Linked DNA regions of Homo sapiens: region 1 is linked to region 2. Evidence: chromatin contacts called from ENCODE Hi-C data. All regions are on one chromosome and are shown on one strand. Each heading gives the region's core, a stretch centred on a gene start or an enhancer-like site at or near the end of the contact. The rest is flanking DNA. Distances are from core to core; before and after follow the strand shown. Region 1 has its middle 50 kb from the start of SKA1. Region 2 overlaps MYO5B (myosin VB).

Region 1 (4,144 bases), core at 341-2,840, 410 kb before region 2:
TTAGACTGATGGTTTATGACGCTCCAAACTAAAATCGGTATCATAAGACCATAAACAATCCCATTTATGTTTATTTTAATTATGATTAATGGTTTGCCATTTGTGTAGTTTTAAATGCTTTAAATAACCTGAACTTGGAATGAATCAACCTCCCCCTGAATTTACATGAAGTATTAGTTTTTTACCAAATTTGATTACAAATTATGAAAGCAAGTTTTAAAATTACCCTCCTTTGTTTTGTAATGGTAAACATCTTTTTTCAGACCTAAAATCATTCCATTCTGATATAATGGTAAACATTATTTTAAAATATTATTATTTTTGTTGTATGGTTAAATCCCATGGCTTTTCATATTTTGAAGAGTTCTGTAGCACTTTGGTAAATAAATATCAACAAATGATAAAGTTATCATGGAAATATAAATTGAAAGCCTTATTTATAAAAATGAAGTCATAATGCTTTTTCTACTCTTGCTGCTTTCACAACCAAATTTTTCTTTGTTGTATCACCTAATCAAAGTATGATGAGTGGGTCTCAGATTCAGCCTAAGAAAAGGAAGAAATGCTTATAGAAGTTCTAAAGCTAGAAAGATTTATCTACACAACTTACAGACTTTTTTGAGATATAATGTTTATAAAAATTTGGAAGAACCCAAAATGCCTAACAATACAGAACTAATTAAATATATCACATGAGAAAGTATGTATTTATTTTTTTATTTTATTTATTTATTTATTTTTTTTGAGACAGAGTCTCACTTTACTGCCCAGGCTTTGATCCCTGGGATCAAACCAGGAGGTTGGAGTGCAGTGGCATGATCTTGGCTCATTGCAAACTCTGCCTCCTGCATTCAAGCAATTCTCCTGCCTCAGCCTCCAGAGTAGCTGGGACTACAGGAGTGTGCTACCACGCCTGGCTAATTTTGTGTTTTGTAGAGATGGGGTTTCACCAAGTTGGCCAGGCTGGTCTCAAATGCCTGATTCGGGTGATCTGCCTGCCTTGGCCTCCCAAAGTGCTGGAATTACAGGTGTGAGCAACTGCACCCAGCCTGTAGGTATTTAAACTATATTATAAAACAGTATTTATTAACATGAAAATGTTTATAATCTATCACATGTTAAAAGCCAGTCATACATGTATTACATAAGGCTCTTTTTGTAAATTTGATAATGTGTATCTTTTTGGAAAGGAAAAACACTAGAAGAATTTGTTTTCACTCTTAATGGTGATTACCTTTGGGGAGATGGTGCTGTTGCGGGAATCAGGAGACTGGAGAGACCTCTGGGTGGAACAGGAAGATTTTATTGAATGCACTTAGGCCCCGTGGATTAACATCCAAAGGCTGGGCTCTGAACAAAGACAGGGCTTGACTTTTATACACACTTCTGAAAGGTGGTTGGCTAGTTTGAAACAAGTTTACAGTGGCGTGGAGTGCAGTGGCATGAAAGCAAGTGTACGGAAGCAGAACAAAGGCAGTTAATCAAACTGTGACAGGTTCATAACTCAGGCTTTCATGTGACTCTTGCTATGCGGCCCAGATGGCTGTTATCTCAGCTTGCTCAAGAGCCTTGCACAAGCTTATCTCATATCCTTCACTATGGTGCCTAGATGGCTGCAGTCCAGTCCTGCTCAGGCATGTCTCATGACCTTCACTGTGCTACTCAGATGAAAAACAGAAATTTACAGTCACTAGTTACAGAAAATAGGAATCCATAAACTCATAAAACTTGCAGAGCAGAGTACAACCACATGGAGTGGGGAGGAATTTTGTGGGGGACGTTTACTCATACCAAAGGAGAGAGGAAAATTTGTTTTTCTTTTTCACATTTCCTGCTTCAGTGCATTCTCTAATGACTTTTTCTCTTTCTTTCTTTCTTTCTTTCTTTTTTTTTTTTTTTTTTGAGATGAAATCTCACTGTGTCACCCAGGCTGGAGTGCAGTGGCGTGATCTCAGCTCACTGCAAGCTCCTCCTCCTGGGTTCACACCATTCTCCTGCCTCAGCCTCCCAAGTAGCTGGGACTACAGGTGCCTGCCACCACGCTTGGCTAATTTTTTGTATTTTTTAGTAGAGGCAGAGTTTCACCATATTAGCCAGGATGGTTTCGATCTCCTGACCTCGTGATCCACCCGCCTCAGCCTCCCAAAGTGCTAGTATTACAGGCGTGAGCCACCGCACCTGGCCTTTTTTTTTTTTTTTTTTTTTTTTTTTTGAGAAGGTATCTTGCTCTGCCACCCAAGCTGGAGTGCAGTGGTGTGATCTCAGCTCACTGCAACCTCTGCATCCCGGGTTCAAGTGATTCTCTTGCCTCAGCCTCCCCAGTAGCTGGGATTACAGGCACCCACCACCATGCCTGGCTAATTGTTTGTATTTTTAGTAAAGACAGGGTTTCACCATGTTAGCCAGGCTGGTCTCGAACTCCTGACCTCAGGTGATCTGCCTGCCTCGGCCTCCCAAAGTGCTGGCATTGCAGGCATGAGCCACCACACCTGGCCCCTTATGACTTTTTTGTTTCCTTATGAATGTCTATGCATAAGACACTGTCTGGAACATTAAATCATCTTGAAAGTGCATGTCTGTGGGATCATATCTGGACTCTCAGTTAACAGAAAACTTGTAAATAATTTACGATTTATCTTTTTAAAAAGTTAGAGCAGATTCATATTTATCCCTACAATGACTTATTGCTCACTTTATATTCTTCTACATGCTCTCTTAAGCAGGGAAGAAAAGGGTAAGTATAAGATACACTTGAAGGTTGGGCATACTCCTGGATTCTCACCTGTATATGTGTCATTTATGGCTATGTTAGATGCTGTTCCTTCTACTTGGAACCCATCTCTTCCTAATCACTCTCAGGTCTAAGCATAAGTGCAACTTCCCCCGGAAATTTTCCTTGATCCCTTGTGTTAGGCTATTCTTGCATTGCTATAAAGAAACACCTGAGGCTGGGTAATGTATAAAGAAAAGAGATTTAATTGGCTCATGGTTCTGCAGGCTGTATCAGCATGGCTCCAGCATCTGCTTCTGGTGAGGGTCTCAGGAATCTTCCAATCATGGCAGAAGGTAAAGAGGGACTGGGGGAGCAGGTGTGTCACATGGGGATAGCCAGAGCAAGAGAGACAGGCAGAGGTGCCACACACTTTCAAACAACCAGATCTCATGAGAACTCACTATCAGGGGGACAGCATCAAGCCATGAGGGATCCACCCCAATGACCCAAATACCTCCCCTCAGGCCCCACCTCCAACATTAGGGATTGCAATTTCAGCATGAAATTTGGCGAGTACAAATATTCAAACCATATCATCCCTATACATTTATATTAGGTGCTTTCACATGTCCCTGTAATATCCTCTATGCCCATATCAAAGCATTTATCACACTACTATTTTTCATTTACTTAGCTGTAATCCTTCCTAGAATGTGAGCTTCGTGGAAGAAAAAACTTATATCTTTCTTGAGATCACTGATCCTCAGTCCCTAAGACCATGCCTGAATCCAAGTAGATGCTCAATAGATATTTGTCAAGTGGACAAACAGATCTATCTTGTCTATTAGAGTAGGGGAAAAAAGATGAAAAGCCACTATGGGAAAGTTTCTCTCAAGATCTTCCCCAGAAGCCACTGACTAAAAAGGGCATGAAAGAGTATATTTCAGGGGACCAAATGTTCAGACCACATGCAGCCAGGAGAGGCTGAGGATAGGGCTGGGTTTACGAATAGATACAGGATGAACCAAAGAGTAGATGGAAAAGATTATTGAGAAATGGCCAACATAGGAGGTCGAATCAGATAAGGAAGATAAATTAAAGGCTAAGGAGACTGGGATAGTTGCTTTTCATCCTTATAAGTAATCCATGTGATCTTTTACGGCAGGGAACAGACTCTCGCTATTTGAGATTATAGCCATCCAGAGGAGGACTGTCAACATCACATGAGATTTAACCCCTTATAAAATTAGCCATTAGACTCTTGGGGCCCAATCTCTTAATGTTGCAAATGACTATTATAAAAACATGATTTTTAAAAATCATTCTGTCTCTGCCCTTATGGCATACACAAGCAGCAAATCACATCTGCCACATGAACTCCTAGGCTACAGGGTTAGAACACTGCTGCTTTCTAATCTTAAAAGGACAAAC
Region 2 (4,281 bases), core at 97-2,596:
TTAGTTACACAGCTTAACATTTTACGCAAGGGAGCTGTGCGGTAAAAAATTGCCTAATGGATGGAACAGCTGAACCCCACCTTCATTCCCTTGGGGCCGAGATGTTTGTAGGTACTTGGGTAGAACAGACATCCTTCCCATCCTACAGGGAGAGAAAACACTCCATGTAAAATAGCAGCTGTCCCCTTTGGGCTCCTCATCCAGCCAGAATGGTACAGTGGGGACACTTAAAAAGCTCTGACAGATCTGTAAGGAGAGTCTGGGCTTCATTTACTGCAGGAGATAGGGCGGTAGGTGCCGCATTACAGTGAACTAATGTCACCAAATTGCAGGCTGTATCTCACCCAATCTGATGGCACCTTACACACCTCACCACAACCCATAATGAGAGAGTTAAGGGATCATTAATACTCTCTCTTACAAACGAGGAAACCAAGTTTTACAGAAATGAAATAACTTGCCTGAGGTGGAAATGCCCTTTCAAAGTCTTTTTAAAGAAGACCACTGCATTATCATTAATAAATAACACTGTATAGCTTCTGTTGTAAGTTAACCATACCCGTAGTTTTTTTTTTTTTTTTTTCCTTTCTCATCCATTTTCTCCATAATTTTGGGACTTTTTTTATGTAGACATTTGTGAAACAAAGTATTTACTACTTAATCAGTTTTTCTGCTACTGCTTCTCTTAACTGTGAGCCCTTTGGACCCCGGGTTTCTCTTCCTAACACTGCCCACCTCAATGTCATTTTTATGATACAACCTGGTTTTACTACTTTTTTAAGTAAAGAATTTGAAGGAAGAAGCTAGAGAAATTGACCACAATTGAGGGGGTCAAAGATTCCTGACTTGGAAGTAGAGCTCTGTGTCTTGGATTCTTGTCCATGGTGACTCAGCAAGCATACCCAGCGGCACCTGAGGCTGTAACCTGTGGGAAGTTCTCCCTGCCAGCCCCTCTGCTGGGCTAGGCAGTGGAGGGGGAAGGAGCAGCACTGGGTCCTGCCAGGGAAACCCAAGCTTTGGATAAATCTCTTTGGCTCTGTACTCTTACCGTCTCTGTGAAGCAAGTGAGTGTTTTCTGACCTGCCTCACGTTGTCAGAAGGGAAAACTGAGGTTTCGCATGTGATCTTGAAGTCGGGTAGAATGGATAATGATTGTGAGTTTTGGTCGTCTGTGTTACCTAAGTCTACTATTTTATTGCAAACTCTTGGCCACTTACATCTGTGCTGTATAAAAGGACACTCGAGAGAGGGCAGGGAGGTGAGTAATCCATTGGAATTACTACAAGCAAGATCTTGGGTTACTGTCTCACTGAGCCCAAGTTAGTGAGGGAATCTGTAATTCTCTCAAGAGGGCTGGCTGTTTTTGGCCTGAGGCTGCTATTGCAGAAGCTCAGTGCTTGACATAAGTGTCGTTTTCTCATCTATTGAAATGGTGTCATTTGTCATCTTAAAATCTCAGGGTGTAGGTGCAGTTGGGAGGGATGCCTCAGAAGCCTAAGGTGCTGTGTGGAGGCATGGAGTTGGCATACTCAGACCTGTAGGCCAGGATTTCCCAGATGTTACCACTCCAAGACTGGTGTGGCTGAAAAAAGTGGGTAGTATTCTTCAATTTTAGTTTTGTTAGAGATGTTTCTGAGGTCAGCAAGTTTTCCTGCCAGCCTAATGAATGATTGATTTGTTTTTCATTATTGGGTCTTTTCTGGCCCACTAAAGCGAGTCTGTCTTTCAAGGACTCAGATGTGTTTAGCAACCTTATGGATGTAATTCATTTGTATCCCAGGATCCACAGACTTTGGGACATTGTACTAAAGAGACTTATGAATAAAAGAGTACTTTAGATAAGTACAGCCAGCACTCACTGTGTGCTTGCTCTGAGTTCCACAGTTACATGAATTATCTGCTAAGCCGTGAGGTTGATTATGTCTTTGCTAGAATGCCTTCAGTCTGAAGCAGATTGTTTTCAAAGCAGCCTCTCCTGTGGTTGGACCCATGATGTGTTTGAAGGGTCCTTGCATGGGAGGAGGAAGGAATGCTAACCTTTGTCTACTTTGGGTTCTGAATTTACAGCATGGCTTTCAACAAACCATTCAGCTGCTGTGCAGTCAATGTCACCCAGGAGAAGAGAAGGTAGCAGCCACAGAAGGGGCACCCAGATGCTGAGCAATAGTTCCCTGGAAGGGGAAGCACTTTCTTTCTGGTGAATTTTCAGGGCAGGTTTTCTAGGATGGCCTTTGCATTGGGCCTGGGCGATAAACAGGATTTGCACCTGAATCTTAATGCTTGTGCATCTGTGTACCTCGGACATCCAAAGCTGACCAGTCTACATCATTATTTCAATTGTATGTCTGTCAACAATGTAAGTCCAGTTAATGAGGAAACTGTCTGTATTTCTAGGTGATTTATCATAAGCGAATAGCTAGAACTTGGAATTAATAAAGGTTTCTGTGGTCTTCAGCCAGGAAGAGCAGTTAATACATTCATAAATTAAAGGCTGTTTAGTTTTTTCAAGCTCATCTTTCAGTTCAGTGGTACATTGTATTAGGCTAATGTTGACCATGAACAAGTTACAAGGTATTTGAATTGCTGCCAGTTCCTGAACATGTTTATGTAGTGACCCATTTCTTAAGCTGAGTCTGTAGCAGTGCTTCTTAACCCTAGCAGAACTCATGTTCTAGTAGAATATTAGAAGCACTTGTGGAATTTTAAAAACAAATATCTGGGCCTCACCCCTCAGAGATTTTGATCTAATTGGTGTGGTGTGGGATCCAGCAGAAGTAGTTTCCTAAGCTCCACGAGCACTTCTTAATGTACAGCCAGGGTTGAAACCACTCTGTGGTGAGCAAATAATGGTTCTGCAGTCAGCGTTGCCTCTTCCCTGAACACTACCTATGCTGTCCCACTCTTTACACAGCCTGGCACCTCTGCTTGGAATGGTCTCTGGGAACAGCTCGTGCAGGGCCTGGAGTGTCAGAGGCCCTAACTATACCCACCGTACTACAGGGTCTGGTGCAAGGGTGCTAAGCAGGGCCTGGACACATTCAGATGAGTGTTTTGGAAATATGTTTCCAGCAGCAGTGAGGGGGAATGGATTGAGTAGGGCATAGAATTATCATGGGAAGACCAGTTCTGCTGTGGTAGCATCTAGGAGGGAAAGGAGGAGGAACAGGGCTTCGTGGGGTGGATTAGAAAAAAATTCAAAGCAATACAGCCAGCTTGGCCTCAAGCAGTAAAGGAGAGAAAGGTGTCACGGGCAGTTCCCAGATTCCCTGCTCATTGCTGAGCCATCCCTCGGGAAGGCAGGATGAGGAACAGATTGGTGGGGAGCTAAAGAGCACTGTTTTGGACGTGCAGGCCTTGGAGCGCCTGTGCACCTTCCGCGTGTAGTTGTCCAGTGGGCAGTTGAGCATATGTGTTTGGCTCTCAGAGGAAGTATCTGGGTTGGGGAAATACCAGTGTGGACAACTTGTGGGTAGCAGTTATAATCACAAAGGAAGAGGAGATCACCTCAGAGGCCACCTGGAGAAGTGAGGAACGATCTGTCGCCCAGGCTGGAGTGCAGTGGCACGATCTTGGCTCACTGCAACCTCCACCTCCCAGGCTCACACCATTCTCCCACCTCAGCCTCCCGAGTAGCTGGGACTACAGGCACCCGCCACCACGCCCGGCTAATTTTTGGTATTTTTAGTAGAGTCAGGGTTTCACCATGTTAGCCAGGATGGTCTCGATCTCCTGACCTCGTGATCTGCCTGCCTCGGCCTCCCAAAGTGCTGGGATTACAGACGTGAGCCACTGCACCCAGCCACCATGATGCCCTAAATTTTAAAAAATGTATGGATGAAGCAGTATCTATCAAAGGAAGAATACAAGACTTGTATCTTACTGGTGGCATGCCAAAGAGACAGTGTGGTATAGAGAAAGAGGATGGGTTTTGGAATGAGGGACTCACATGCACCTGGCTGAAATGCCAGCTGTACTACTGGCCAAGGAAAAATCATTTTATTTGAATATACTTGAATATACTCCCTTGCTGCAAAATAGTTTCCAAGAACAAGTGAAATAAGTGAGTTTGAAAAGTGATGTTTATTTGGTCTGACAGGCTACACATTCTATATGTGTATATCATAGTTCACCCCTAGCTAATGACAACATTAGAATAAGTCTGAAAAGCATAAAATCACAGGAAACACGTGCCTCTGTTGCTCACTTTCATCTAAACCTGCAGCTTTCTGAATTCCAGTGTATTTTGGACATTAGCAGTTCTATAAACTTCAGTTGATATAG

The links. A loop is a pair of places that touch in the nucleus more often than their neighbours do. Pooled maps may share reads with other maps.
Region 1: a loop to region 2 is called in a map of Right ventricle myocardium superior, with 7 times the contacts of the local background. The contact joins two enhancer-like sites. A Hi-C loop is called at or near these places in 11 of 168 maps with a recorded cell type or tissue (A673, B cell, CD14-positive monocyte and 6 more), 34 of 37 single-sample maps with no recorded cell type and 23 of 50 pooled maps.

Annotation. Positions count from the first base shown.
Region 1 is chr18:50,422,742-50,426,885 of GRCh38, reverse strand. No RefSeq gene overlaps it. Among named protein-coding and RNA genes, the nearest start is that of SKA1, 50 kb to the right of the region's middle. RefSeq lists a cis regulatory region at 1,211-1,831. Within about 2 kb of position 1,590, at least 3 of the 41 ENCODE cell types and tissues checked have a DNase peak (open chromatin) inside an H3K27ac peak, as active enhancers do.
Region 2 is chr18:50,010,581-50,014,861 of GRCh38, reverse strand. All of the region lies in intron 4 of MYO5B (myosin VB), which reads left to right. Among named protein-coding and RNA genes, the nearest start is that of MIR4320, 110 kb to the left of the region's middle. Within about 2 kb of position 1,346, at least 3 of the 41 ENCODE cell types and tissues checked have a DNase peak (open chromatin) inside an H3K27ac peak, as active enhancers do.